Linked DNA regions of Homo sapiens: region 2 is linked to region 1. A link is a loop called in an ENCODE intact Hi-C map of the cell type or tissue named here. Cell type or tissue: Caco-2. All regions are shown on one strand. Each heading gives the region's core, and the rest is flanking DNA. Links, peaks and the distances in the headings are about the cores only.

Region 1 (16,439 bases), core at 5,129-13,128:
GAAAAAATGCCCACTGGAAGAAATCTGCCCCCACTCTGGCGTCGCACCTGCCCTTCCAGAGTCTCCCCATAAGATATTAACAAGTGACTGGTGTGGCTAAGAATGTAGAAGAAGGTGAAAAACTAACGTTCTGATTTTTTAAAAAAGAGATTTGAGCCTTGTTAACCATTCAGAGTATATCCTTCATGACCTGGTAGCTTCACAAAAGCATACAAAGAGAGGCGGAATAAACATTTAGGGTAATTACAGCTGGCCTGCATCAAAGTCCAGTAAGCCCTGTAATTTCCTGGTCAAGAGGAAGCTCAGGCTTTAGGACAAACTGAAAAACAATCATACCAGCAAATACTAAAAGGAATATTTCCCAGCTTCCTTGGTTAGGACAGAGCTTTGAATCATTTCTTCAAGAGCAGAAAGGGCTCTGTGTGCCTGGCTCAGGCTAGACACACAGCGTCCTCCTGGGAGACCCCACGGACAAGCCAGGGTCGCCCACCAGCTGTTCACCAATGGCCAGCACCCTCAGCCGCCTGTGGCCATTCCTTAACTCAGTGTATTAGCAAAACATCTCTTTAATGATCTGATTTTGGCTTAATAGCCATTTCCTGCTCACAAATCATATGATCTCAGGACAAACTCTGCTCTTATTCAAAAAGTCACACTTTGTGATGCACACATTCCATAACGATGCCTTAAAGGTTTAAGGACTATGGCATTACAGGAAAGTGCCAAGATAGACTAATACTCCAAGACCAGAAAAGGAACACTCTGGCTACGCACAAGGGACAGGCCCAAGACAAATGAGCAGAGATGACCAGCGCTCCAGAGACAGCTGTTCAATTCTGATTTAAGGTAAGACAAAATTTAGGAAGAGGGGACCATTTAACCATAAGTCAAATAAAAATCAATTATTTTGCAATACTAGGAAAGTTCTCACATCTGTAGCTTGTTTCTTAGCTACCCTGAATCCCACTCCAGTCAAATTTAGTTGGTACCATGGTTCACTTTTGTCCCATCCTCCTAAGCCTCATGAAACCCCCAAGCTGCCGACTCCCACATTTACATTTACAGGGCTGATTGCATTTTTATAGAAACCATCTCTGTCCAGCCCCTTCTGTTGGCACATTTGTCAGACCTAAAGCAAGAGAAAAAAATGGCAATAAGCTATTAACATTTTCAAGGTTTCCCAGGTATTCTTCTCCTTCAGTTAAATCCACTGCTGTGAGCTTTCTCTGTTGCTTCCTACAACCCTACCTATGTTTTCTGTTGCTAAGAGTTGGCAAAGGCAGAAAATAATTCCAAAACTAAAAGTGGTTTCATATACAAGTTAATTGACAATATAAACAGGCTTGAAAGCAGCATCTTTTCTCATCCTTGTTGTATGATTTGTCTGGTGGATTCAGGGCCCTGTTGGGGCAGAGGCTGGCGATGGTCTTAGGGACATTTCTGTTTCTCATGCCTGAATGGGAATGCTCCAACGGTTCAGCCCAGGCATTCTCTAACTTAGATCTGCCATCCATGGCCCCCAGATCAAGAATCCTCTGAAAGAGCAAGCAATGAACTGAACCAAACCACAATCCTTTGTTATGAAGATTTTCATTTTTACATATGGCTAAGAGCTACTTATCACTAGCCTACTATTGTATATCGTAAGGTTAAATTCATACATAGTTAGAATTTACTCTGGATTCTAATTTTGTCCTCTTCTGTGGGTCCCAGCTGCCATGGGGGATTGTAAAGATCTTATCAAATGTGTGCACACTCCGGTGAGAAGCTCATAGCATAAAAAAAAGATACTTTTTTATTAGCACATCACTGGCATCATACAAAAGTTGGTCTTAGGCTTTAAAATGCTATGACTCTTGTTTCTCAATAATATAGTACTGTTAATTTTGCTTTATTGTTACCAATTAATTATTACTGATAATTAAAGATATCTAGCTAATAATTAAGATGGTTAGCAAATAATTTTAAAATAACTAGAATAAAGTAAAAACAAGAAGTCATCCCTATTCTATGCTAAAAAGCAACCATAAATGTAATCATTCCTAATGCATTTGTATATTAATGTTTCATTACTGAGAAGCTGCCTGCAGGTATGTGTTATTTAAATAACATTGCTGAAGATTTCATTGTGACTGCTATTTGCTGTGAACAGCATGCTCCGTGACCTACAATCTCATAGATAGGCTTCTCTTCTCTTCTTTTACACAGTAGATGGGCAATATGACTGCTGATAGCCAGTGAACTCACACGACTTCTTTACATCCTTCCCTTCCTTGTCATCAAGGAAATGGGGACAAGACCATGGAAGCTGCTGTGGTAAGGAGGCCGCAGGGTCTCTGGCCCTGCTTGGTGGGTAACGTCAGGACAGCCAGCTGAGTAGCACCTCTATTCTCCCTTTCAGTGATTCCAATATCAGTGCTGTCACGCAGCGGCCAGCTAACGTTTTTATTTCCCAGACTCCTTTGCAGCAATATAGAGCCATGTCCTTAAGTTCTCGCCAATAAAATGAGACTGGATGGGAGGTACATGTAACTTCCAGACTGGCCTGTAGAGACCTCACAGATGTGTCCTTCCATGGCGTCCCCTCCAACTGATGGAGAAGCAGATGGCCGTGTTCATCGTGGAGGCCCGTGTCGCTGAAAGATGAGTGCCTCCAACCTTGGCAGATGCAACCTTCCAAGTACCCTGAGAGTCACCAACAGCCTCTGAATCCAAGCTTCTGAATTCTGGGGATTTCCTTTATGAGAGCAGCTTAGCCCAGGCTTACTAACATGTTGGCCACAGTCAAGGGAGTCAGAGTTCCATGCATATTCTCCACACATAGAAGGAAGCCAGAGGAAAAACCATGAGGGTGGTTTTAAGCTACAGCCCTAAGGCTGGCTGCTGGACCTCATAAGAACAGGCACAGACCAATGTGCTATGAGCGCAAACTGAAGCAGAGAACATGGTCAGGGCACGGAGGGCCAAGGCACAAAGGGGCTTTGAGAGGCTTAGAGCAAGGGTGCCACAGAGCTGACATCACTCACAGTTCCATGGGAGCAAATAGGATTCTAATGGAGGCAGCAAATCCTGATCTGGGGCATGACTGTACTTCAATAAAACAATAGATGTCATTATATCCCAGCAAAAGCATTAAAATGAGGCTTCTCTTTCATCAGCCTCTGTACGAATAACTCCCGGTGGGATGTGGGCACCTCCCCTCCTCTCTGAGAATCCGTGGCTGGGCCATGGGTATCATTAGGGTCTGCGTCACTGGCACACATCCCAATCCCAACCTAAAGGTGTGGAGCCAGCAGGTAAGAGGAGAGGAATGGGCATGGGCAATTTTCACAAAACACTCAAGAAAATATCATTCAAAATCTCTGCATCAAAATTGAGAGTTCTGGGCAACCAGGCCATCTGCTTCAGCATTCACCATTTTCCTTTTTCCGTGTGTAACTTTTGCTTACACTACTGGAGACTGTCTCTGACATGGGATATAAAGTATTAACAAACTGCGCCAGAGATCAATTCTCATTGGCTATACTTCTGACCAAAGCAGGCATGCGTTCAATGAACACATCTAAGTTCCTACTCTTGTTTCCAGGCACTGCATTAGTTGAACAATCAGAAATAATAGCAATAATATTAATAATAAATGACTCTGTCCTCATAGAGCTTAAATTCACTTCACCTGTTTGCTTCCAATTAACTCCAATGTTTTAACAAAATTCAGCTATAAATGGTTGTTGAGGTCAGAAGATAACCTCTGGAAGAAGGGGCAGAAATGGTTTTGGACACAGCCAAACCAATTACCAATATATGGCTGCAAAGACAGGATCAGAAGCCACTCTGCCTGGGACATAAAATATGCAATATTTAGGACAATAAAGAGTTTTACTTGGTAATAGAAAGACTGTACAGTTCCAGCCGGGAGCAGTGGCTCACACCTGTAATCCCAGCACTTTGGGAGGCTGAGATGGGTGAATCACGAGGTCAGGGATTTCAGACCAGCCTGGCCAACATGGTGAAACCCCATCTCTACTAAAAATACAAAAAAATTAGCTGGGCATGGTGGCACACACCTGTAATCCCAGCTACTCAGGAGGCTGAGGCAGGAGAATCATTTGAACCTGGGAGGCGGAGGTTGCAGTGAGCTGAGATCATGCCACTGCACTCCAGCCTAGGTGACAGAGCAAGACTCCATCTCAAAAAAAAAAAAAAAAAAAAAAAAAAAAAGAAGACTGCACAGTTCCTATATAGCCCTGGTTTCATTTCTACAGATTTCAACTCCCCTAACCATAAATGAAGGAACACTCAGAAGCTCTACACCTATGGGGTAGTGTGTGTTAAACAGAGTGGTATCCAAGTCAGTAAACCTAAACAGAAAAACGTTATCTGCTCAGGACTATTTAAGCCCTCCTGTGTGAATTGCTTAGAACTGACCTGAAGCATCTACTCTAGGTCCCATTGTGATGGTTCTTACGGAAGGGAGCCTGCATCATCAGTAATGAAAATATCAACATTGACTTCTGCCAATCTCCATGCAACCAAGCAAAACACAGAGAGATCAAGGAAATTCAAATGCAACTGGGAATCATAGTTTCTCCATAAACCACTGTATTTTCAAAGAAATAAGCTTCATAAACACCTGTATTTATAATTTGCTTATAGTTTTTGCTATAAAGCTAGAAAATCATCCAGACGACATAGAACAGAAATTCATTGTGCTAAAAGAAAACAAATATCAAAGACAGTCCACTTAGGATATATCACTAAATGTTGATTTTTGTAGTTCAACCAAAATACTCTGCACACACACACACACACACAAAATTTACAAGCCAAGAAGGCAAATTAATTCCTTTCTTACCCTTTTATTTTTCTTGTTGTGGTTCTTTTCCTCTTTTTTATCTCCCCATGATGTCCAGACAGTAGTTATTCTTGTCCAAGTTTATCAAATTATCTCAGTTTGAAGCTCAGAGCCAATACTTCCGAAATGTCCCTTTCTGAAAGCTCACCGAAGTGTCTCTTCTGAAGGAGACATCAGGTTCCCCAGGAATCACCCAGCAGGAAGCATCACCCAGAATTATTCAGTTTTATTGGAGGCTGTCATTCAAAGGAGTTACGCTCACCATATAATTACAGATCCAGAATATATCATCTCGGATGGCAAACATTCTTAGCCAAGCAAATAAAAGAATTCTCTGATCCTTCTCACCCCACATGGAGGGTCAAATATTGAGAAATAGCTAGTCATTTGTTCAGGCTATTTTTAAACACACATTTCCAATGTACAGTCAATAAAAAACCACCCTTCACACACACACACACACACACACACACACACACACACACACACAATGAACTGTAGTTAAGGTGCACTTTCAAATCACTAAATGGAACTGCTGAAGAATGGGAACTTTCATTTCTTAACCCTTCTCCTTCCTCTCCCCCTTAAACTGTTCTGTACTTAAAATAGAAACACAGGTGCCCCTAAGCTGGATTCCCCTCTCAGAGAGGGAGCCACACAGCTGCATCCGCAGCTTAGCTGAGGCTTTGCCTTCTCTGTACAGACCTTCCTTCGCCCTTCTCACAAGGAGAACCGAGCCCTCTGACTCTACCTCCTCGCCAGGGCCTCAGGCTTGATTCTCCTATTGCCTCATCTGCCCCAATACCTCAAATCAGAGTTTTAACAAGGCCAGGGCTAGCCAGACACGGTGGCTCACGCCTGTAATCCTAGCGCTTTGAAAGGCCGAGGCAGGCGGATCACTTAAGGTCAGGAGTTCAAAACCAGCCTGGCCAACATGGTGAAACCCCATCTCTACTAAAAATACAAAAAAATTAGCCAGGCGTGGTGGTGTGGGCCTGTAATCCCAGCTACCTGGGAGGCTGAGGCAGGAGAACTGCTTAAACCCAGGAGGCAGAGGTTGCAGTGAGTCAAGATCATGCCACTGCACTCCAGCCTGGGCAACACAGCAAGACTCCGCCTCAAAAAAAATAAACAAGGCCCCTGGCAATGCCAGAGAATTTGGAGTTTCAGTAGCACCGGCAAGGGGTTCCTTGGTGTCTTCTGAGGGCAGGGGGTTGGCCTGGCTCCTCTGTGTGTCTCCAGTGCCCCCTGGTCTGCTGATGGGACAGACTCAAAGTGTGCCCAGGGCAAGTGGTTGGAGAGGCGAGTGTCTATGTGGGGAGGGATTTTAGTGGAGGCACTCTGCTCTCTTCTCCCTTTTCTTTTCTCCTTCTTTCTTTCCTTATTTTTTCCCCCTCAATATTCATTGTTCTTATTCTCTAAGTCAAAATTCAGACTTTGGAAAATAAATAATCACTTCAGGAAGTCTATTTATTGTACTATATGGTGACTATAACTACTAAGAATGTATTATATACTTGAAAATTACTAAAACGGTAGACTTTAAATGTTACCACAAAAATATAAGTATGTGAGGTCATGGATATGGTAATTAGCTTGATTTAGCTGTTGCACAATGCACTGATATATAATTTTTATTTGTCAATTGAAATAAACAAAATACAGACAATCATCACACACATTGTTAAAACATACAAAATATGCTCTGTGTTGTTAATGGACAGACAGCCTTTCACTATACTTCTTAAAATATAAAACTTTTAAAAGGGTTGCTGCCCCTGGGGAAGGAAGAAGAGAGCCAGTTGTTGTGTTAGAGAGGCAGTGTCATCTGTGTCTGCTGTGTTTCTTAGTCGTTAACAAAAAGACAATGCAGCAAATGTAGCTAAACACACATTAACATTTGTTAATGGTGGATGATTGATATGGGACTGTTTATTTATTATTCTTTTTATTTTACTATTTCTATGTATTTTCTATTTGTTTATTTTATTTATTTTACTCTGTAATCTACTATGAATTGGTACCATGCAAAATTTCAAAAAGGAGAAGAGACCCTCAAGGTGCAGTTTATGTTGAAAGAATGGAGAAGAATGGACCCAAACCTACCGGATGGCGGAAGGGCAGGGTCGGGGAGGAGCCTCCTCACTCACACGCGTCCACAGCCTGTAACCATCGCTCAACAGGAAGAAAAGGGAAGGACTATAGGTCCGCCTGGGACATATTTAAGATGCAGAAATCAAGAAAATGTGACAACCCTGGAAGAGGAAGCAAAGGTGGTGCTAGCTGAGGAGACAACAAGGGAGCAGTGGGGATTTAAGAAGATCCCAGTCTCCAGGGTAGAGGACGCATCCCTAGGGGCCCAGACCCTGGGGCAGGTGCCACTAGGAACAGAGCACGGTGGGAGGCTGGGAAAGTGTCCGCCCCTGCCCTTTTCCAGGGAGGAGCTGGAAAAGAATGCAGGCAAAAGTCGGGGAGGAAACACTCATTCCTAATGAAATGAAATCTGTAACATCAAATAAAAACAGGAGATGAGCGCGATGCTGGGACAAGCACACTGGCCTGAGCCAGGGGTGTCCATAGGGCGGGGGACAGGGAAAGCGAGGCACGGGGTGGGAGACAGGGAAGGCGTGGGGGACAGGGAAGGCACAGCGCCGGGGACAGGGAAGGCACAGCGCGGGGGTGCAGGGGCTGTGTGGGCAGGGAGGCGAGCTGAGAAACAGCAGCCCCAAGGGCCGACCCTGGGACTGCCAGTGTGTGGGACACCCTGTCTATAGTCCACTTCCTTTTTTTAAGAACCTGGATCAAGACACACGAAGAGCTGGCCAGGAGCTTGGAGGAGGGCAGCGGGGGCGGCGTTGCAGGCTCTCTGCAGCCCCCGGCCGCGCGCACCTGGCGGCCGCGCGCGCTGCGCTCTGGATGCCGCGTGAAACCGCAGGGCGCAAAGCAGGGAGGTGGGGAGGAGGCTTTGGAGACCACAGGTGCTGGGAAGTGGAGCCGCCAGGAGGCCTGGGCCAGGTGACAAGGCCAGGCTGTGTGAAGTGGTGAGATCCTAGATGTATCTTGAAGGCGACAGACGCTATGAGGGTTGCAGGTGGAGTGGGAGAGCAAAGGGGGCAAAGAGGACCCCAGGGTTCTGGCCCGAGGCACTGTGATGGCGGAGATGTCATCTCCTAGACAGGAAAGGATACCGAGGGACAGAGAGCTCTGCTTCTCACCTTCTCTGGTCTCTGAAGCAACTTAAATCCATGTGCAGGCAAGTGAGATTCTTGTTTTATACTTGTCTGACAAAGAGCAGGGGAAGGCCAGAAAGGAAACATAGACAGTGGAAATAATAGTCATGTTTTAGGGGAACATACGGAAAACCAGTATTTGAAAGGGACGTTTTCTACCTCAGTATCCTTACAAACATCACATTTTCAGCCAAGTGGTGAAAAATCTACATTTATTTTTTTCCCTCCGAGAACTGGTACTGGCATTAGGCCCTGTTTATCAACTCTTCAGGATCTATGTGTATACTACTCCCATTGTAAGAATCGAACACTCTGGGAAAAAAATTCATCAAAGCTTTAAAACCAAAACCCTCCTCTGATGGGTTCCAGGTTTGCATTAGAGATCATATGATAAGAATATTTTTAAAACTATTTTTTTGTTGTTGTTTTGAGACAGTTTCACTATTGTTGCCCAGGCTGGAGTGCAATGGCACGATCTCAGCTCACTACAACCTCCGCCTCCCGAGTTCAAGTGATTCTCCTGCCTCAGCCTCCTGAGTAGCTGGGACTACAGACACCTGCCACCACGTCCAGCTAATTTTGTATTTTTAGTACAGATGGGGTTTTGCCATATTGGTCAGGCTGGTCTCAAACTCCTGACCTCAGGTGATCCACCCACCTCGGCCTCCCAAAGTGCTGGGATTACAGGCATGAGCCACCATGTCTGGCCTATTTTTAATGGTCAAATAGGTATGGAAAGAACCTTAGAATGATTTTTCTAGATTACACATTAAGGTCTATTTACTTTCCAATAGTTGATAGGAGTTTTATATACACAAGGCTCTGAATCAGAAATGGAGAGTTGAGTGGCCATAATAACATATTGTTATTTGTTGTTGATGACACAGTCATCAAGGGAAACAATGCAGTAATGCCATAAAGTTGTCATATCCTTTGATTCACGAATACATTTGCAGGTGTCTTTCATAAAGAAAACCTCCCAAATGAAAAAAGGCTTTTGGGATAAAGTGACTTTCACATTACTTATACCAGAATAAAAGAAGCAATGAGCAACAGGGCCGAGCCAACCTTCATCGAGTGCTAGCTGTGAGCTCCTTCCTGTGCTTGGCACTCATTTAATCCTCATAAGAATGCTGGGTGCTGGTGATTATGAGCTCACGGTACACACGGGAAGACAAGGCTCTAAGAGGTCACAAACTGTATGTGAATAATTCAGAATCCAAATTCAAGCAAACAAAAACAAAAGCCACGCTTTTCCCTTTACACAGAAGATCATACAACCTTTAAAAGAACTATGCAGATACTGAGAAAGGCTCAGGAGAACAAGGAACAAGAAACTCTGTTAGACTTGTAGGCACTGGACATGATTCTCCTACTCTACTCTTAAAACCTGCCATATGCAATTTATTTTGTTTTGAATATAAAGCTTTTTTTTTTTTGAGATGGAGTCTCACTCTGTCGCCCAGGCTGGAGTGCAGTGGCGCAATCGAGGCTCACTGCAACCTCTGCCTTATAAAGCATTTTCTAAAGGTACAAGCTAAATTTTAAAAATATCTCTACACAACTGATGTATAACAAAAATTAGTTCTACCTCATAAACACGTGGCTCAGCCCTCGGAACACATTTTCCTGTTCTCAACTGATGAACACTCCAAAAACAGAACAGATTTGAGCTTTTCCAGGCCCAGAAAAGCTCGCGAGGGGATTTGCTGTGTGTGTGACAACACTGCCACCCTGTGGCAGCACAGCTCCACACATGCTTTGGGCCGCATTTGCAAGTTCTCTGTAATCCCCCTGGAGACCCGGATCAGCTGGGTGGAAATGCAGGCTCTCTGTAAGCATAGGACTCAGGGCAGCTGAAATTATGGAGTTTCCTTTAAAATGTAGCTTTTAATAACTTTTTCTGAAAATTTTATTTTACTGGTGGGCTTCCCTGTAAATGCCTGCCTCCAATACTGCAGAGGCTTCCATCAGAAACAACGCCACTCAACACGAATTCTGGAAACTTTTTTAGGGCTTTTGCTATGGAAATCACTTCAAATGTAAGCTCCGTCCATCTGTGAAACACTATAATGACACTATTTCTGTCACTGCCTGAACAGGGCAAATGGACAAAATGTCTCCAGACAGGTTTATTTTGTTGTTTGCTTGTTTTATAAGGCAGTGATTTTTAACTCTTTTACCAGAAGAACTTTAACTTTATGGTATCAAGAAATGCAGAGATATCTGATGAAGCATGTAGTAATACCTTTAGATTGGTCAAATTTATAGAATTTGGATTTTTTAAAAAACCAAGAAACCAAGAAGCAGGGCCCATAAAAGGCCAGTTACTTTCAAAAGTTCATTCTTCAGAGAAAGGCCTGCTAATGACTGGTCTGTTGTCCTGGTGAATAACAGAACCAGGATTAGAACCCACGTCACTTTACTCCTACATCAGAACATTTGCACTTTATCAGACTGATATAATAATTTCTTTTCCATTTTTGTGTGCTGAATTGCAAATTAACTCAGGTACCTTGTCTCATCCGTTAGCACAGTTTATCACTGCTGTTTGTGTGACTTAGGAAACAGAGACCCGAGAGCTAACTCACACCTTATCATTAACCGGCATCCACAACTGACTATGTGACCTCCCCGTGTCTTGGAGTCCAGATGTGTGGGATGACGTTAACTGCAGTGTAATCTGTTCCATGCTTTCACAGCTACACAGGCTGAGTTTGAGGAAAATCAATACTGACCATGTCCCCACTAAGCCAGAGTCCCCCGCAGGTGTCCAGTGCAGCCCAGTTTACAGCCTGAGGCACACTTTCTTTCACAGATACAGAAAGGAGTGTTTTCTGGAAAATGTAAAATTCCAGGAAAACTACTTAAAGTTAGTTGAAAGATGAGAATATTTGCTATGATTCAAGCGCCCTTTGATTAAGACAGTGAAGATATATCTTGGAACAGAGTAAACTTCAGTTTCTAAGAAATTCACTAACTTTTCCAGAGAAGATCAAATTTCTTTGACCATCTACATTAGGATTTTTTTAATGCAAATCTATTCTCATAGAGTCTTCAAGTTACAGACATAATAAACCACTTACATTTTCTCAAGAAAAAATAATACATAATAGTATCTGCAAACTTTCTGGAGGGCTCCGGTCAGGTTTACTCACCATTTCAGAACATTTCCTATGAGTGTCAGATGAGCTATATAATTTCTAATCGCTACAATGAACCTACAAAGTGGGCAGTTTAGCAGATGAGGAAAGTGAAGATAGGTTCTGCATGCTGGGCCAGAATTGAAAGCTCGGCTTTAACACCCCAATGATGTAGGCTTGCCCTCGGCCTCCGCCAGGCTAAGCCTCTGTGCTCATCAGAGATTCACTATGACTTGAAGCTGAAGCTGTTACCCTGTTTGCACAAAGACATAGAAACAGCCAGCAGGGGGAGCACCAATAAAGCCAATACTCACTGCAATGTTTCCTGTAAAGCAAGAAGTGCTAAGCTAAGCGCTAAGCTAAGGAAGGAAGGAATTCACAAGGAGATGGATCAGTGTTACATTTTATCACCGGATATACACAAAAGGAGTGCCTCTCACAGCCCAGACAGTGAACTAAGGGAAGGAAGAGCTGCAAAATCCCTTAAAATAGAGGACATTCAAAGCAGCAAAAGGATGATGTGACTCATGCCTCCGTTTGATCCCCTCTTCTGGTAAGATTAAGCAAGCACTGGCATCAAAATGTGCAGACTAGGATCAATGGCGTGGAAAAAATATGTAAAAACAACGGCAGAGTGCTCTTCAGAAATATTACGTCACTAACATCCTTAATTGAAGAGAGCATCATAGCCAACATAAGTAGATATCAATAAATCTGATCAACCAATTCACCTCTGGCATTTGGATATTTTCTGTGTCTATATAAGGAAGATCAAATAAGCCCACACAACTAAGCACAGTGCCTAGAACAGACAGGACTGAAGCAGCAGGCATGGTCATCACTGGGAGCCATTATTATTTTAAGTGCTGTACTGCCCTAGGGCTTGAAACCCAGTATATTCTTATTTATGAGTTAATATTAATCTATCACATTGAAGCCTTATTACTTTGATTCATAGGAAAAGTCACCCTTGATTTTTAAAAGTGGAAAAAATATATCCCAGAAAACACCTCATATCAATAATATAACAAACTTCTTCCTTCTTTCACAGATTCATAGTATTCAATCATGTAGCTATACCACATCTTCATGTACCATAGCTTCATCTACCAATCCCCTCCTGATGGGCATGAACATTGCTTTCATCTCCTGTTGTTACAAATAATGCCACAATAAACAGCCTTACACATGAATCATTTTAGATTTTTGCCAGTGAGTCTTCAGGGTAGATTTCTAAAACTAGGATTTCTGTGTCAAAAACTAAATGTATGTGTAATTTGGCTAGATACTGCCAAATTCACCACCATAAAGCTAGCACTTTGCATTTTGCTCAGCAATGCATTTAAGGGCCCCACAGTTTAATGAAAAAGGTGTAGTAACAAACTTTTGGGCTTTTGCCAATCCCATAGGTGATGAACAGTGTTCACTGTAGTTCATTTACATTTCTCATTATGAGTAAGAGTTTTATCTCTTTCCTTTATTTATTTTCATTTTCTCTTTTTTGTCATTCAAGAGGGTTTTTTGTTTGTTTTCCCTAAAATCAAATTTATTAATATTTTCTCTGAGGTCAAATTTATCAATGTATTGAAAAGGATAATATCAGAGAACATCTTAAACCTAGAGAAAGTTACCGATATCCAAAGAAGGTAATAGAATACCAAGTAGATTTAACCCAAATACTACTGCAAGGCAGTTACTAATGAAACTCCCAAAAGTCAAGGATAAAGAAAGGATCCTAAAAGCAGGAAGAGAAAAGGAATAATATACAATGAAGCTACAATATGTCTGGCAGCAGACTTTTCAAGGGAAAACCTTACAGGCCAGGAGAGAGTGACATAACATATTTAAAGTTCTGAATGAAAAAATACTTTTACCCTAGAATAGTATATTCGGCGAAAATATCCTTCGGACATAAAGGAGAAATAAAGACTTCCCTCAAACAAAAGCTGGGGAATTTCTCAAATCTGACCTACAAGAAATGCTAAAGGGAATACTTTAATCAGAAAAAAACAGACATTAATGAGCAATAAGTAATTACTTGAAGGTACAAAACTCACGGGTAATAGTAAGAACACAGAAAAACACAGAATATGATAACACTGTAACTATGGTGTATAAACTACTCTTATCCTAAGTAGAAAGACTAAACAATGAATCAATCAAAAATGATAACTACAGCAACTTTTAAAGACATAGACAGTACAATAAGATATAAATAGAAACAACGAAAAGTAAAAAAGTGGGGAGATGAAGTTAAAGCATAATTTTTATTCATTTTCTTTTTGCTTATTTGTTTATGCAGCGTTATGTTCTAAAATAGTATTTGCAAGCCTCATGGTAACTTCCAACGAAATAACATACAATGGTTACACAAAAATAAAAAGGAAGAAATTGAATCATACCACCAGAGAAAAACACCTTCACTAAAGGAAGACAGGAAGGGAGGGAGGGAGAGAGGACCAGAAAACAGATAACAAAATAACAGGATTGAGTCCTTACTTATCAATAACATTGAATGTAAATATACTAAACTCTCAAAAAACAGACTGGCTGTATGAATGAAAAAACAAGACCCACTGATCTGTTGCCTACAAGAAACACACTTCACCTATAAAAATACACCTCAACTGAAAATAAAGGGATGGAAAAAGATATTCCATGCCAATGGAAACCAAAAAAAGAGCAGGAGTAGCTATACTTAGACAAAATAGATTTCAAGACCAAAACTGTAAGAAGAGATTAAGAAAGTCATTATGTAATGATAAAGGGGTTAATTCAGCAAGAGCATATAACAATTTTAAATATACAGGCACCAAACACTGAAGCATCCAGATATATAAAGCAAATATTATTAGAGCTAAAGAGAGAGATAGGACCCAATAAAATAATATCTGGAGATTTCAACACCCCAATTTCAGCACTGGACAGATCTTCCAAACAAAAAGCAACAAAGAAACATCAGACTTAATCTACAGTGTAGATCGAATGGATCTAATAGATATGTACAGAATATTTCATCTAATGGCTGCAGAATACACATTATTTTCCTCAGTACATGGATCATTCTCAAGGACAGACCATATGTTAAGTCACAAAACAAGTCTTAAAACATTTTTAAAAACTGAAATAATATCAAGCATCTTCTCTGACCACAATGGAATAAAACTACATATCAGTAATAAGAGGAATTTTGGAAACTATACAAATAATGGGAATTAAACAACATGCTCCTGAATTACCACTGGGTCAAGGAAGCAATTAAGAAGGAAATTAAAAACCTTCTTGGAACAAATAATAATGAAAACACAACATACCAAAACCTATGGGATACAGCAAAAGGAGTACTAAGAGGGAAGTTTATAGTCATATATGCCTATGTCAAAAAAGAAGAAAAACCTCAAACAAACAATCTAACTATGCATCTTAAAGAATTAGAAAAGCAAGAGCAAATCAAACCCAAAATTAGTAGGAAAAAGAAATAATAATCAGAGCAGAAATAAATGAAATTAAAATGAAGACAATAATACAAAAGATCAATGAAACAAAACGTTGATTTTTTAAAAGTTAAACAAAATTGACAAACCTTCAGCCAGATGAAGAAAAAAAGAGAGAAGATACAAATAAAATCAGAAATGAAAAGGGAGACATTACAACTAACACCGCAGAAATTCAAAGGATCATTGGTGGCTACTATGAGCAACAATATGCCAATAAATTGAAAAATCTAGAAGAAAAGGAGAAATTCCTAGACACATACAGTGTACCAAGATTGAATCAGGGAGAAATTTAAAACTAAAACAAATTAATAACAAGTAACAATATTGAAGCCATAATAAAAAGTCTCCCAGTAAAGAAAAGCCTGAGGCCTGGTGTCTTCACTGCTAAATTCTCCCAAACATTTAAACAAGAACTAATACCAATCCTATTCAAACTATTCCAAAAAACAGGGGAGGATGAATACTTCCAAACTCATTCTATGAGGCCAGTATTACCCTGATACCAAAACCAGACAATGACACATCAACAAAAGAAAACTACAGGCCAATATCTCTGATGAATATAAATGCAAAAATCCTCAACAAAATACTAGCAAACTGAATTCAACAATACATTAGAAAGATCATTCATTGTGGTCAAGAGACATTTATCCCTGGGGATGCAAGGATAGTTCAACATATGCAAATCAATCAGTGTGATACATTACATCAACAGAATGAAGGATAAAAACCATATGATCATTTCAATCGATATTGAAAAGCATTTGATAACATTCAACATCCCTTCATGATAAAAATTCTCAAAAAACTGGGGATAGAAGTAACATATCTTAACATAATAAAAGCCATATACAATAGACCCACAGCTAGTATCTTACTGAATGGAGAAAAACTGAAAGCCTTTCCCCTAAGATCTGGAACATGACAAGGATGCCCACTTTCACCACTGTAATTCAACATAATACTGGAAGTCCTGGCTAGGCAACCAGACAAGAGAAAGATATAAAGGGCATTCAAATTGGAAAGGAAGAAGTCAAATTATCCTTGTTTGCAGATGATAGGATCTTACATTTGGAAAAACCTAAAGTTTCACAAAAAACCTATTAGAACTAATAAATTCAGTAATGTTGCAGGATACAAAATCAACCTACAAAAATCAGTAGCATTTCTATATGCCAACAGTGAACAATTTGAAAAAGAAATTAAAAAGTAATCCCATTTACAGTAGTCAAAAATAATATTAAATACTTAGGAATTAACTAAAGAAGTGAAAGATCTCTATAATTTAAACTATAAAATACTGATGAAAGAAATTAAAGAGGATACCAAAAAATTGAAAAATATTCCATGCTTATGTATTGCTAAAATTTCCATACTACCGTAAGCATTCTACAAATTCAATGCAATGTCTATCAAAATACCAATGACATTCTTCACAGAAATAGAAAAAAAAATCCTAAAATTTATATGGAACTATAAAAGAGCGAGAATAGTCAAAGCTATCCTAAGCAAAAATAACAAAACTGAAGGAATCACATTACCTGACTTCAAATTATACTACAGAATTATTATAACCAAAACAGCATGGTACTGGCATAAAAACAGACACACACACCAACAGAAGAGAGAACTCAGAAACAAATCCACATACTTACAGCGAAGTCATTTTCAACAAAGGTGCCAAGAACATACACTGGGGATAACAGCGTCTCTTTAA
Region 2 (16,439 bases), core at 4,585-12,584, 520 kb before region 1:
TCCACCTCCCCATTTCTCTGTAGGAGACAGTGAGTCTGACCACTGGTCCAGCACACTGTTACTACAACCTACAAACAACTAGCATTTGAGAAAACCACTACACTAAAGCTATCTATAACCAAGTAATTCATAAAAGCCTTGGCCCCCTAAAACTACAGAGAAGCCAAGACAAAGGAACTTAACCAACATACAGAACAGTCACATCCTCAAGGTGGGGGAGGGAAGAAAAAATACCAAGCAAATGAAAGTAAATTCAAAAATAAGTAGTGACCGCTTCTACAGATGAGAAGAAACCAACACAAGAACTCCAGCTCCATGAAGAAACAATGTTGTGACATCCACATTAGCCCTCTAGCAATGGCTCCTAACCACAATGAAAACTTTGAAATGACAGATAAAGAATTCAAGATATGAAGTGTAAGGAAGCTCAATGAGAGCCAAGAGAAAGTTGAAAACCAACACAAAAAAACCAGAAGAGTAATTCTGGAGATGAAAGATGAGATAGATATATTAAAAACAAACAAAACAACAACAACAACTTTTGGAAATGAAAAGTTCACTAAAGGAATTTCAAAAAACAGTTGAAAGCTTCAACAATAGAGTAGACCAAGCAGAAGAATTTCAGAGCTTGAAGACTAGTCTTTTGAATTAGCCCAGATAAGAAGAAACAACAATTTTTTAAAAAAGAATAAAGCCTTTGAGAAATGTAAGATTATTTAAACCTAGGACTTATAGGTATTCCTGAGGGAGAAGAAAAAAAATAAGTTTGGAAACATATTTAAGGGAAATAATTCAGGAAAATTTCCCCAAACTTGCTAGAGATGTAGATATGCAGATACAAGAAATTCAGAGAACCCATTAGAGATACTACAGAAGATGCACATTCACCAAAGAATGGTCATCAGATTAATTCAAGGTCAACATGAAAGAACAAATTTCAAAAGCAGTTAGATAGAAGTGTCAAATCACCTATAATGGAAATCCCATTAGACTAACAGTGGACTTCTCAGCAGAAACCTTACAAGTCAGAAGAGACTGGGGGTCTATTTTTAGCCTCCTTTAAGAAAAAAGAAACGTAAGTCAAGAATTTTATATTCTGCCAAACTAAGCTTCAAAAATGAAGGAGAAATAAAGCCTTTCCCAGATAAGCCAATGCTGAGGGAATTTGCCACTACTAGACAAATCCTACAAAAAAATTCTCAAAGGAGTTATAAAAATGGAAACAAAAGGATGATACTCACCATCATAACAGCATACATAAGTAGACAAAGCTCACTGTATAAAGCAATTACACAACTGAGACTACAAATAAACCAGCTAACAACACTATGACAGGAATAACACTTCAAATACCAATATTAATGTTGAACATAAATGGCCTAAATGTTCCATTTAAAAGACATGGACTGGCAAACTGGATAAAAAAACAAGACCCAGCCATCTGCTGCCTACAAGAGACCCACCTAACGGCTAAAGACACCTACAGACTCAAAGTAAATGGGTGGAAAAATATATATCATGCAATGGAAAACAAATGTGAGCAGGAGTAGCCATTCTTATATCAGATAAAACAGACTTTAAGCTAACAACAGTTTTAGAAAAAGAGACAATGAAGGGCATTATATCATAAGAATGCATTCAATACAAGAGGACATAAATTTTGGAAATACGTGTGCAAGCACCAAAGCACCCACATTCATAAAACAAATACAACTACACCTAAAAGAAGAGAATGACAGCAATACCATAATAGTGGGGGGCTACAACACCCCACTGACAACAGTAGACAGGTAACTGAGGCAGAAAGTCAACAAAGAAACTCTGAACTTAAGCTAGACCTGATCAAATGGAAATAATAAACATTTATAGAACATGCTACCCAGCACCTGCAGAATATACATTTTTCTCATCTGCACATCAAACAAAATTGACCAGATGCTTTGCCATAAAGCACATTTCAATAAATTTTTTAAAAAATCAAAACCATATCAAGTATCTTCTTGGACCACAGTGTAATAAAATTAAAAATCAATACCATAAGGAACTCTCAAAACTGTACAAATACGTGGAAACTAAAAAACGTGCTCCTGAATGACTTTTGGGTAAACAATGAACTTAAGGCAGAAAAAGAAATTTTTTTAATGAAAATAGAGACACAACATATCAACACCTCTGGAATACAGCAAAAGCAGTGCTAAGAAATAAGTTTTATAGTGTTAAATGTCTATATCAAAAAGACAGAAAGTTCTCAAATTAACAACCCAATGTCACACCTCAAGGAACTAAAAAAACAAGAACAAAACCCAAAGCTAGCAGAAGAAATGAAATAAAGATCAGAGCAGAACTAAGTGTTATTGAGACCCCAAAAAACAAAACAAAACAAAAAAACCCACAAAGGATCAATGAAATCAAAAGTTGGTTCTTTGAAAGGATAAATAAAATTGATAGCTAGCAAGTTTACCTAAGAACAAAAGAAGATTCACATGAGCACAATCAGAAATGAAAAAGGTGACATTACAACTGATACCACAGAAATACAAAAGATCATCACAGATTATTATGAACATCTCTATCCACACAAACTAAAAAACCTAGAGGAAATGGATAAATTCCTGGAAACACCCAACTTCCTGAGATTGAATCAGGAAGAAACAGAAATCCTAAATAGACAAGTAGGGGTAATAAAATGGAATCAGTAATTATAAAAATCTTCCAATAAAAAAAAAAAAAAGCCCAGGACCAGATGGATCCACAGCTTTTTTTTTTTTTTCCTTTCCTTTTTTTTTTTTTTTTTTTTTTTTTTTTGAGACAGAGTCTCATTCTGTCTCCCAGGCTGGAGTGCAGTGCAGTGGTGCAATCTCAGCTCACTGCAACCTCTGCCTCCTGGGTTCAAGTGATTCTTCTGCCTCAGCCTCCCAAGTGGCTGGGACTACAGGCACGTGCCACCACACCTGGCTAATTTTTGTATTTTCTAGTAGAGACAGGGTTTTGCCATGTTGGCCAGGCTGGTCTCGAACTCATGAGCTCAGGTGATCCACCCACCTCAGCCTCCCAAAGTGCTGGGATTACAGGTGTGAGCCACCATACCTGGCCCTACAGCCAAATTTTAACAGCCATACAAACAAGAGGTGGTCCCAATCTTACTGAAACTATTCCAAAAATTTGAGAAGAAATTCTTTCCTAACTAATTCTACAAAACCAGTATCACCCTGATACCGAAATCAGGCAAGGACACAACAAAGTAAGGATACTGCAGGCCAATATCCCTTATAAAAACATAGATGCAAAAATCCTCAACAAAATACTAGCAAAGCAAATCCAACAGTACATTAAAAAGGTAATACATCATGATCAAGTGGGTTTAATTCCAGGGATGCAAGGATAGTTTGACATCTGCAGATCAATAAATGTGATTCATCACATCAACAGAACTAAAACAAAAACCATATGATTATCTAAATGGATGCAGAAAAAGCATTCAGTAAAATACAACACCCCTTCATGAAAAAAACCCTCAACAAACTAGGCACTAAAAGAACATACCTCAAAATAATTAGAGCCATATAGGACAAAACCACAGCCACTATCATACTGAATAGGGAAGAGTTGAAAGCATTTCCCCCTAAGAACTGGAATAAGATAAGAATGTCCACTCTCACCACTACTATTAAACGTAGCACTGGAAGCCCTAACCAGAGCAATCATGCAAGAGAAAGAAATAAAAGGTATCCACATTGAAGAAGAGAAAGTCAAATTTTCTGTGTTCATTTGATGGCATGAGTTGTGTTTTTTTTGTTTTGTTTTTGTTTTTTGGTAGGGTCTGGCTCTGTCACTTTGCTGGAATGCAGTGGCGTGATCTCAGCTCACTGCAACCTCCATCTCCTGGCCTCAAGTGATCCTCCCACCTTACCTTCCCCAAGTAGCTGGGACTACAGGCATGTGCCATCACACCCAGCTAATTTTTTTTGTACTTTAGAGATGAGGTCTCACTATACTGTCCAGGCTGGTCTCGAACTCCTGGACTCACCCACCTCAGCCTCCCAAAGGGCTGGGATTACAGGTGTGAGCCACTGCCTTAATCTTATATTTAGAAAACCCTAAAGACACTTCCGAAAGACTCCTAGACTTGATAAACGACTTCAGTAAAGTTTCAGAATACAAAATCAGCATATAAAAATCATTAGCATTTCTATACAACAATAATATTCAAGCTGAGAACAAAATCAAGAACTCAATCATGTTTAAAATGGCCACACACACACACACAACATACATACACATAATACGTAACAATACATCTAACCAAGGAGGTGAAAGATTGCCACAAGGAAAACTACAAACCCTCATGAAAGGAATCATAGATGGCACAAACAAATGGAAACACATCTCATGCTCATGGATTGGAAGAATCAGTATCATTAAAATGACTATACTGCCCCCAAAGCAGTCTACAGATTCAACATAATTTCTATCAAATTTCCAATGTCATTCTTCACATAATTAGAAAAAAAGATTGTAAAGTTCATGTGGAACAAAAAAAAAAAAAGAGCTTGAATAGCCACAGCAATTCTAAGCAAAAAGAACAAAGCCAGAGGTATTATATTACCTGACTTCAAATTACATGGCTCAAGGAACTAAAACAGCATGGTACTGGTAAAAAAAACAGACATACAAATCAATGAAATGGAATAGAGAACACAGAAATAAAGCCACATACTTACAACCAACTGATCTTTGACCAAGTTGACAAAAATAAACAATGGCAAAAAGACATGCTATTCAATAAATAGTGCTGGGAAAATTGGCTATCTCTATGAACATCTCTATCCATACAAACTAAAACATCTACAGGAAATTTTAGCCATAAGCAGAAGAATGAACCTGGACCCTTGTCTGAATGAAACTGGACCCCTGTCTCTCACCAGGTACAAAAATTAACTCAAGATGGATTAAAGACTTAAATGTAAGACTGGAAACTATAAAAGTCCTAGAAGAAAACCTAGGAAAAAACTTTTGGAGTTTGGCCTAGGCAAAGAATTTATGACTAAGCCCTCAAAAGCAATGCAACAAGAATAAAAATAGACAAGTGGGACTTAATTAAAAGATTCTGTGCAGTAAACAGACAACCTAGAGAATGGGAGAAAATATTTGCAAATTATGACAAAGGACTAATACCCAGAATCTAAAACGAACTCAAACAACTCAGCCAGAAAAAACAAACAATCCCATTAAAAAATGGGCAAAGAACATGAACAGACATTTCTCAAAAGAAGACATACAAGCGGCCAATAAACACATAAAGAGATGCTCAATATCACTAGTTATCAGAGAAATGCAAATTAAAACCACAATGAGATATCATCTTATACCACGGAGAATGGCTATTACTTAAAAGTCAACAAAACAAAAGATGTTGACATAAGTGTGGAGAAAAGGAAAGCCAAATACACTGTTGGTGGGAATGTAAATTAATACAACCTGTATGGAAAACAGTATGGAGATTTCCCAAAGAAATAAAAATAGAATTACCATTCAACCCAGTAATCCCACTACTGGGCATGTATGCAAAGGAAAAGACATCATTATATTAAAAAGACATGCATCTGTATGTTTATCAAAGCACTATTCACAATGGCAAAGACATAGAATCAACCTAAATGTCTATCAATGGTAGACTGGATTTAAAGAGTGGTAATATACACCACAGAATAGTATGTAGTCATAAAAAAGAATGAAATCATGTCTTCTGCAGCAACATGGGTGGAGCTGGAGGCCATTATCTTAAGTGAATTAACTCAGAAACAAAGAAGCAAATACTACATATTATCACTTAGAAGTTGGAGGTAAACAATGCATACACATAAACATAAAGATGGAATTAACAGACATTGGGGACTCCAAAATGGAGAAAGATGGAAGGAGGGGGTGAGGGTTTTAGAAATTACCTGTTGGGTAAAATCTTCACTATTTGGGTGATGGGTACAGTAGAAACTCAAACCTCATTATTATGCAATATATCCATGTAGCAAACCTGCACATACACCCCCGAGTCTAAAATTTAAAAATACGTTTTAAAATTCTGCTTTATAATTGATAGATTTCAAGTTTGCAGTGAAAATTAAAAAGATGTTGTTTTTAAAAATCCTTTTTTCTAAAGGAGATAAAGTTCTAGAAATAACTAAAGAGTTCTTGAAAGTCAAGCATGGTTTGCCAGGCGCAGTGGCTCACGCCTGTAATCCCAGCACCTTGGGAGGCCGAAGTGGGCGGATCACAAGGTCAGGAGATCGAGATCATCCTGGCTAACACGGTGAAACCGTCTCTACTAAAAATACAAAAAATTAGCCGGGCGTAGTGGCAGGCGCCTGTAGTCCCAGCTACTTGGGAGGCTGAGGCGGGAGAATGGCGTGAACCGGGGAGGCGGAGCTTGCAGTGAGCCGAGATTGCGCCACTGCACTCCAGCTTGGGCGACCAGAGCAAGACTCTGTCTCAAAAAAAAAAAAAAAAGTCAACCATGGTTTTCAGAGACCCTAATAGGACTTTCCACAGTGAACAAGTCTCACTGGCTAAGGGGGTGGACAACAAGATTCAAAGCAGTAGCCTCTACCCTTGTTTTATACCAAGTAGACAGGCTTATTTGGAAGAATCAGTTTTGATGTGCTCATCTGCCATTTTTTTAAACTTTTCTAAAATGGATATGCATAGCCTGTTATTTTGAAAAACATGTTTTTATAAAATAGAATCATTTTGTCAAAAATAAAATTGAAAACCACTTTTAAAAAATCTCCATTGGTGGATTAAAGGGGAGCAAAGATAAGAAAGTATGGCATGAAAGGCATCTGGGCTGTGACCCCCAGTACCAGTGTCCTTGCTGGGGTCATCTCTAGAAAGGTTTAATCTGGGCTGAAGATACAACCTGAGGGCTCCTCCCAAACAGGGGCAGGGCCCTCTTGGAGCTACTGTCCTTTGGGGCTAAGATTCCAGAAGGGACACAGTTAGCTTGCTTTACAGTCAGCTAGAGATTTCTGTTTTCACACATGACTCCTTGTTGGGTATGGTTTTTGGCTCTAAGGATGCTGGAGATCCCCAAATGGGCTATGTGCCACAATCTGAATTCCTACTTCAATTGTGTGGTCATGACAGAGGCAGGTCCAGCAGGCACAGAAGGACATGTTGGAGGAATGGCTGCCCCCTTCGAGGTAATCTTCAGATGGGTGACATCATGGAGGAAGCCTGTGGTACATCTGGAGACACCATGACACCACATTAGGTTTACTGCAAGGCCAAGCATTTAGTCCTGTGCCCCTCCACCCTTCTCTTTAGAAGGTGCTGAACTTCAAGAGGATGTTGTAACCCACGACTGTATTTTACTTAGTATTAGAATTTATGCATTTTCCCTTGAGTCAGACATTGCTACAAAACTTGACCATAAAGAGAATTTCACTTGTCCTCTCAAACCTATGAGGAGAGCCAGCATTCTCTCTCTTCTCTCTGTAGCTTATTTGCCATCCAAATCATCTCACATTTAAAATCTTCCTTTTCTTCTGATATCTCACTGACCTCATCCATGATATCCAGGAGTATGAGCTGAAGTTTTTCCTAAATTGGAATTAACTTTGGGACTCTCACCTCTATCTAATCTATTCCTTGTACATTGTTTACAGCACTGAACTGTTTTTCTTGTAGATGGACTCAGGGGAGGGCCTCTGTGGCCTTCCATCCTCAGCTTTGCCGGATCCCAGCCCTATGGAGCTGAGCACAGAAAGGCAGGCTGTAGTGCCTGGAGCCTCAGTTTTTCACGTGACACAGGCACAGCACCATCTCCTCTCCAGGGCTAGTCACGCAGGCTCATGGGAACGCGGTCCTGCTGCCAATCCAGTGAGCGCCTACCACCGTTGCTGGGAACAATTTTTTTGTCTTTCTTCCTCTCCTAAGCTCCTGGACAGAGAGTCACATCTTGCTCACTCTTCCTCACTCTTGCTTGCTCTTGCTCACTCTGCACTGTCCACCTGTTCGTCTGTTCGATGAATGAACCCTAGGAAAGAGTTGCTTGCATCACTTCTACTATGCTTGAATTTTATACTCATCAAAAAAGGTGGGGGGGTAGCCTTCATTCAAACCTACAGCTTCTTCCACTCTCAGCCGAAACGTTTTGCTGGTGACTGTTCAAGTCTTCCATTCAACATTGCACCAAGATGTCCCTATCTGAATGGCTTCCCTCTACTGGAGTGTGCTTAGGGCATGCAAGTTTCCCTGAAGGGCATCCTAAAAGCCCTGGCACTAGTGTAACAAGGACACATTCATGAGAGCTGTGAAGGGCAGTACATTTAGAACAGATAAGGAAAAGGACTTTCTTCAGGCCAGAGGCCACTTGGGGGCACTCATTTTCCTGTGTAAGGACAATGACAGCAGCTGAAGGCTGCAGCCACTCATGGTCCCTGCAGCTGTGCAAAGTTGGGAGGGGTGGAACCATGAGTTCCAGACACACAGACAAGGCAGACCATCACAAACACAAACACGTGGGCAGCTGCAGGGCCACAGTGTCCACTCCTGCTGCTCCAACATCTCTGCGGCAGGACAGTCAGCTGGTGACACTGGCGAGAGAAGGCACTGGGACTGCTGGTGGTGACAGCCTTCTCTTGGGCTGATGCTCAGTGGCCTGAGGATTTACCGTGAGCGAGCCCAGAGTGTGTCTGCAGACTGGCGCCGAGGAGGCAAGGGCGTGGGAAGGCTCAACCTGGCCAGCGGCAGAGTACCAGGAAGTCTGCACGAACTCACTGCTGCTCACCTGAGGAACACGGGGTGGGGAGAAGGTGAGGAGTTCCGCGGCAGCGACAGAGGCTCTACATAGAGGCTTCAAAATCTGTCTCTAACCTAGCTTGCTGAGTGTCTGGGAGTTTTCTTAACTAGCTGTTCTGGGTCCTGTTGCATTCCACTCACTGTCCCCTCCTCTTGAGCCTCAGAGGCCTAAGCAGGAGGCGGAACCAGCAGGGGAAACTGCAGAGCATGCAGCCAGGAGAGGCAGGACAAAGGGCCATGCACTCAGAACCAAGGGGCCAGAACAGCCAACCAAAGAGGATGTGGGCTTGGAAACTTCACACACACACACACACACGCATGCACACACACACACATACAAACACATGCACATATGCATACAGATACACAAATGCACACACATATATGCCGTATACACCTACATATATGTAAACACGTACACATATACATGCAAACATGCACAAACACATACACACATGCACATATACACATGCTTCATACATACATATACATATACACATAAATATATATACACATAAATATATATACACATACATATAGGTCGAGTATTGCTAATTTAAAAATACAAAATCCAAAAAACTCTAAAATCTGACACTTTTTAAGTGCTGACATGATACTCAACGGAAACGCTCATTGGAGCATTTTGGATTTTCAGATTGGGATACTCAGCTAGTAAGTGTACTGCAAACATTTCAAAATCAGAAAAAAATCCGAACTCTGAAACAGTTCTGGTGCCAAGCATTTCAGATAAAGAATACTCAATCATTATACTCCTACACACACACACGCATAGACACATACATACATTAGTTTTCTATTATAAATATAATGTGTTCATTGTAGCAAATTTGGAAACTAAATAAGGAACAAAAAATAATAACTGATATTCCTTCAAGCAGAATGCCTACTCAAGAATGTAGAATGATAGACAAACTGGACAACATCATCAGGACAGCACCAGTCAATGGACATCTGCAGAGAGCAGAGGATCGACACAGTCTCAAATCATCTTCCTTCAAATTACTTCTTAATTACAAAAGGAAAATACATTTGACCCTTGGACAACACAGGTTTGAACCATTCGGGTCCAGTAATAAGCATAGTTTTTTCAACCAGATGCAGGTGGAAAATAGAGTCTTGGTGGTATTTGAAACCTGTGTATATGAAAGGCCAACTTTTTGTAAATTTGGGTTCCAAGGGCTGACTGCAGGACTGAGTATGAGCGGATTAGGGTACATGGAGGGGGTCCTGGAACCAATCCCCCATGTACACTGGGGAAAGACTTAATGAGAAACGTAACAGACAACACCCTAATCAAGTCATAAATATCAACATCAGCATAAACTGGACCAGCCAACATCATCATGCCTGTGGGCCACAGCCTCCTGTCTGTGGACCAGATGGGACTCCAAGGAAACACCACACAAACCAAAATGGCCCTTCAAGAAATCCCATCCGTCACGACAGGTGTGAAAAGGCTGAGGAACACTCTGTATTAAAGGAAACTAGAGATCTTAAAGTGAATGCAAATGGTTCCTGAACAGGAATAAAAGAATAACATAAAGGATGTTTATATGAACAATCGGGGAAACCTGAACGAGGTCTGTAGATTTCAACCCTGCATCTTATTAAGGGTAAATATCCTGACTTTGGTAACTTTATTATGATATGTAAGTGAGTAACCCTGTTTTTAGTCAATAGACTCTGAGGTATTTAGGAGTAAAGGGACTTGATATCTACAAATGAGTCTCAAATGGTCCAAAGAATCATGGTGTGTGTACATATAAATGTATATATGTGCATATATGTATCTCTATATATGTACAGGACAATGGAAATGACTTAAAATGTGGCAGAGATATTAACAATTGGGGAATCAGGGTAAAGAATATATGAGAGTTCTTTGCTCTATTACTGCAACTTCTCTATACATTTGAAATTTTTTCAAAATAAAAGTTTAAAGAAACATACGTGCGTGAAAATAATGACCTGCGGCTCTCCTCTCTTCACTCAGCATCTCAGTAGTATCTTTTCCCATAGTAACGATCACCCCAGAACATGAGGTTACATAGTGGAAAGCATGGGGGCCCTTGTTTCAGGGCTATCTTCACCAGGAGCATCTCTGTTTCTTTTCCATTCAGCAGTTGTCTTCACTATCCCGGATATTTATGTCCAAAACACTCAGCCAGTGTGGCTCAATCACAGACTAGGAGCTCAATGGGTTCAACAAAATATCCCAGGTGTCCAGGTGGGGTTCCTTGAGTCCAGGCCCTGGAACTGGGTCCCTATAGGTGTGTGTTCACCTGCCCAGTGAGGTCCCACAAGCTGACCATCACAGGGTCCCCTAGTCCATGCCCGAGCTCTTTATTTGGTGGCTATGTGATGGCCGAGCTCAGGGACACAGATAGGGAAGGGACGTAGCACCCGCTTCCACTGCCTTCTTCCTCCCTCTTGTATTGGAAGCCCAAAAGCAGCCCCCCAGCAACCTGAAACGCATGCAGTATCATCAGTCTACTTTTATGGTAATGTACTGTCTTTATCAGGACAACTTCTCCTTCATGTCTTATTTCAAACCCTGTCACTGACTGATGGGCATTCCGTTTCAGAAAAACTCTCACCTGAGACCATCAGTAAGCAGGACAGGTCTAACTGTGATTTCCTGAGTAGGGAACCTCAGGTAAGCTCTGTAAGGCCTGCTGTGAAAGCGGTACCCTGGATCACAGCACCGAACTAGCAAGAGCGGGACATCAGCCTCTACACAGCCCACTGGGCCACCACCCACTGGCCAGTGGAGCAGGGCTGTCCTGTCTGCTAAGGCCCCATGACCAAGAAGGTGTGGGCAGATGCTAGACAGACAGAACAATGACAGACAGGTGGAAGGGGCTGGGTATGGGATGGGCGGACCAGTTGGTGAAGGAAGACTGGCAGATTCACAAACGGTGAAGTCTGAGAAGCTGAGAGACACAGCAGGCACAGGATGGCTAAAACACTGCAAAAGGGCTATAATCCCCAGTACCATCTCCAGTCTGGACGACGCAGAAAATGACAGCCATGAGAAAAATTTCATAAATGGAGCTATCATTTAGGGCTATAATTTTATTCAATTACAACATGCCAGAAAATGTATTTGAAGATAAAATTTTCACCCTCAAAATCCCGATTTATCTCCAAAATATATTTGCTATGAATACAGTTGACGCTAATAATCTTTATACTGCCCATAATTCATTTTTTAAAAAGCAAGCTTACATACCATCAAAATGAGATTATATAATCACAAAAATACTGATAACTGGAAAGGCAAAACAGAAACTATGGAGATTTCTTTGAAAAAGCAGAACACACTCACTGGCAGCCCTTGGACTCCCAGCCTGCTACTTTTTCAGTACTAAAAACCACACAACCCATGCAAAAATCACCAGTGACCCACAGCAGCTTTCAGCCATCTGGGGAGTATGTCTGCTGGGCTGGCAGGGAAGAAACATGAGCCAAAAACACTGCCATTTGGGCACTAACTCCTTTAAAACCAAGCAAACAAAAAGGATCTGCTGAGCACCAGCTCAGAAGGTCTAACACCAAGAAGAATAAGTACCTGAAACTGACTGTGCACATCTTACCCCCATCCTCCAATCGCCCGGAGTTCTCAGACTCCAAGAGGTCTCCAGGCAGATCTGAAAGCAAACGCCGTCGTATCAGACCTCTTGGGGTCTGTCCATTTGCTCCCAGACAGGCTCAGTAAACATCGTCTAGAGTTTCTTGAAACTACAGAAACAGCCAATCAAAGTGATAGATTGCCTGGACACAGTCCCCTCACCACCCAGGGAACTGTCACCAGAGCCCCAGTGGTGCGAGGCCCTAGGCAGTGAGAAGAATTGGTCCAAAGCCACATTGCGAGGAACTGCAGAGTCCTAGCCAGTGGCCAGCCCCCAAGTCATATGCCTTCCCATCGTATTATAAGTGACATACAGCCCTTGGCATTATTTATAAAAATGAACTTTCTACACCCACCCACATACTTATAAATACATAAAACTTCTGCTCCAGCAATGACACTGCTGGAAACCAACCTATCCATCTGTCTATCCATCCACAACCCCATTCATGACCAAGGACCCATGCACGAGAATGTTCATTTCAGCTCTATTCATAATTAGAAAAAGCTGCAAACAAAAGTAAGCTTATGTGCCATTAAATGGTATATAAACATCTCAGTAGCGTCTTTTCCCCTAGCAACGTTCACCCTAGAACGTGAGGTTACACAATGGAAAGCACGGGGGCCCTTGTTTCCGGGAGCTGTTCATCAAAAGAGGGTTGAGGTAAATCTATCACGGTACCTCCATACAACACAACACTATGAAGCTGCAGGGGAAATCACAACAATGCACATCAATTTTGTGAAGAGATACACAAGATACTGTCCGCAGTGTCACCTCTGGAGAATGAGACTAGAGTTGGAAACTGAGAAGAAAGTGAATCTCACCGTTTACCAAATACCTTTTTGTAGTATTTGTTTCACTTTTTGTTTTTTACTATGAATGTTACTTTTATAAATAAAATAGGTTCTCCTTTTTTTGGTCTCCTGGTTGGACATAGAGGTGATATGGTAATAAGTCATGGCAAACTTACTCCTGACTCTGAATCCTGTTTGTAGTGCTAGATTCCGCAAATTGTCACGCCCTGACTGAATGAACCAGCTTCTTTGGAAAGAGATGAGTGGGGGTAGAGTGGGAAAAAGTTTTCACGTGAACTTCTCTGGGGAAAATGCTAGCTTCTAATGCATTCATGTTCCTGGAGGCCTTTTTCTCCAGAAAAGGAAGTAGCTCTTGGACCAATTGGTGTAATGATTCAACAACCAATCCTCCATCTCATCTACTGAGACTTAACCAGCCCTGCTGCTACGGGCACCAATCCCACCTGGTAAGGCCGGTGGGGCCAGATAGGAACCCTGGTGCAGAGCCAGGCTCAAGGCTCCTCCACTCATCCCAGCCACAAAGTCGGCAACCCCAAGCATCCATAAAAGTATCACTAACTAAAAAGAGGCAGAAAGTGTGGAGCATAAGATGAAATGTGCCTATTAATGGAAGAAAGCTCATTTAGGCATGAAGAGTCCAATTCTCTCTTCGGACAGAAATCACAACAGTCTCAGCAAAACAACAAAACAAACTCACTTAGAATCTATCAGTGTCTAAATAGAGACCTTGGTTATATAGATGTGGCATCTAACCTCAGCATTTTATAACTTAAAAAGCAGATCAAAATAGTTAGTGCTCCAGAATTACAAGAGGGATTTCCACCAGTAACATCTTTTTTTGAAAAAAGTTTCTTTGGTGGTAATCAAACTTTAATGAAACATTAAACCTAAAATGTAACCTATAATTTGAAAAAATGTTTTCAGATTTGAGTCAGATTGGCCGAACCTTTTCAAGCCATCTCAGGCCCAGCTACATGGGGAGGGTGCGGATGTGCCCTCACTGTCAGTCACTGAGCAGATGCTCCCTGAGAACCTTCTCCGTGCCAGGCACCAAGGTGCTGGGATTCGGGTCTGGAATAAAACCCCTTGACTTTATGGAACTTCATTCAAGTAGGGGAGATAGACAAAAAGCAAAATTCAGAGATTGTTAGATGGCAGAAGGCAAAGGAAAAACATTCAGCAAAGGGCTGCTGGCTAAGAAGGTCCTCAAAGGCAGCAAAAGATGCCACAGGCCGACTGTGATGCTCCCTCCCAGGCGGCAGAAACTGGGGACCAGCTGAGTCAGGAGGCTCCCATGACGACACAGGCAAGGAAAGTAAAGCCCAGGCCTGGGTCCCACAGCAGAGACCAGGCAGGCGCTGTCCAATTCTGGTACACAGGCTGGGGTGGCGTGAAACTCAAAAGAGGAGTGAGGAAGGGAATTGGGAATTCTGATGGGGGTACTGGTCTGCTGCTCTGAGATGGGAATTTGGAGGTATCATGTTTGGAGGGAAGGATCAGATGCTGACTTTGGACCTGTTGCGTTGGCAGTGTCTTTTAAGCACCCACATGGAGGTGCCATGTTGGCAGCTGGAAACAGGAGTCTGGGCCTTGAGGAAGAGTTTGGATGGGAATGTAAACCGGGGAGTAATCAACATAGGGACAAGATGGAAAGCTGAGGGAATGGCCACGGCTGTCCAGGGAGGGAGCGCAGAGAGGGGAGACGGAGCACCAAGGCCCAGTGACTGAAGAGCCAGCAACGATGGCTGAGAAGGAAAGTCCAGCAAAGAGGGTGGAAACCCAGACGGAGCTGTGGAAAGGAGAGCAGCGAGCGACAGGAGCCCTCATGCTGCTGCAGGCCCGGCAAGCGGAAGACAGAGAACCCCGCTGGCTTTAGCCATGTGGATGCCACCCTGATGGGAACAAGTGGAATTGAATAGCACAGTGGGGACAAAAGCTGGGCTGCTGGAACGTTTTTAAAAAGGTTTAAAAAGGAGCATTAGGAAACCAAGGAAAATGATAATCTTCTGAAAGCAGTAATTTTAACCACTGCCTTAATCTGTGAGGGAAAGGAAGGCAGAGCCTCGACCCAAGGCGGTAAGGAAGACCCATCCTCAGTTTTGCCTTTGGGAATCCTTATCCCAAGTCCTCTGCCAGCCCAAGGATGGCAGAGCATAGGTCCCCCTCCCATAGAACGCCTGGGGACTTTCCAGTTGACCACATCCCTCCTACAGCTACTCCCTCTGGGCTTCCAGAGTTTCCCTTCTTCAGGGCAGTGTGCTGTGAGCCCAGAACACTACTTCTGGAGGTCATCAAGGTCACTGAGACATAACAATGGACTTATTGTTTGAAGTAGTCCCAGGTCCTTTTCTTTGAAGCTTTTGAGAGCAATCTTCTCAGCTCTCCCGCTCCACTAGGAGAGGACAAAGTAAATATTCTGGGTGGGACTCCCAGGCCTCAGACCTACTCAATGTGGTCGGGCTAGCTCCTGATGGATGCATTGGTTAAGGTCAGCTGCCTCTTCTTCCTGCTCCTGAGTGGCCACGGGACTTGGGGGTAAGAAACCCATGTTGGGGAGCTGGGTTCTGATCCTGGCTCTGCCAAAGCAAGGGCGACCATCCCCCTAGAGGAGCATCCAGAACTTCTATAAAAACAAGGCCATCGTCCTTGTACTCGTCTGCCTGGGATGTGCTGGGCTCCATTCTCGGAGGTGTGGACAGAGCAGTGAATAAGAGACCCTGTCCCTGTTCTGGGGGACTGACGTTCTAGTGGTAAAACAGAGAACAAACAAAATAATCTCAGGAGACAGTGAACAACACGGAGACCACAAGCAAGTGCTGTGTCAGAGGGAGGCTGGCCAGGGGCACTGCCTTTTCCAAAGAAGCCCAGGAAGGCCCAGAGGAAGAGATATTTGAACTGACACCTGAATGATGACCAAGTGGCAGTGAAGAAAAGGTCTCAGGAAAGAGCCTCTGTGTGGAGACGCCACAGGGGAAATGCACAGAGGTGGACCTGAGCTGGCAAATGTGAGGGACCAAGAAGGCCAGGGCAGCTAGAACACAGTGACGACACACACGGGGGAGGGAATGGAGAACGGGACTGTACACCCCACAGGGGAGAGCTTGGATTTAATTCTGGGTGTGATGGGAGAACAGTGGGATTCAAATGACTCTCTAGAAATCATACAAGAGCT

What was found. Hi-C counts contacts between places; a loop is a spot of excess contacts. Peaks named below come from ENCODE experiments on the same cell type or tissue, not always from the same donor. Only the 100,000 strongest peaks of a DNase experiment are listed, where the experiment ranks them.
Region 2: a loop joins it to region 1, with 3 times the contacts of the local background. A loop is called at or near these places in 5 of 110 quality-filtered maps.

The regions. Positions count from the first base shown.
Region 1 is chr7:51,151,401-51,167,839 of GRCh38, forward strand. The region is part of intron 5 of COBL (cordon-bleu WH2 repeat protein); the gene reads right to left. Among named protein-coding and RNA genes, the nearest start is that of COBL, 160 kb to the right of the region's middle. RefSeq lists enhancers at 9,632-9,926, 16,224-16,439. In Caco-2, for the core only: CTCF peaks have their summits at 9,828 (motif pointing left) and 11,542 (motif pointing right); DNase peaks (open chromatin) are centred at 9,821 and 11,501.
Region 2 is chr7:50,633,186-50,649,624 of GRCh38, forward strand. The region is part of intron 7 of GRB10 (growth factor receptor bound protein 10); the gene reads right to left. LOC124901632 (a long non-coding RNA gene) reads left to right here and starts at 8,572. Exons shown (of 2, transcript XR_007060323.1): 1 at 8,572-8,810; 2 at 9,696-10,764. In Caco-2, for the core only: no CTCF peak of the experiment used is centred there; no DNase peak of the experiment used is centred there.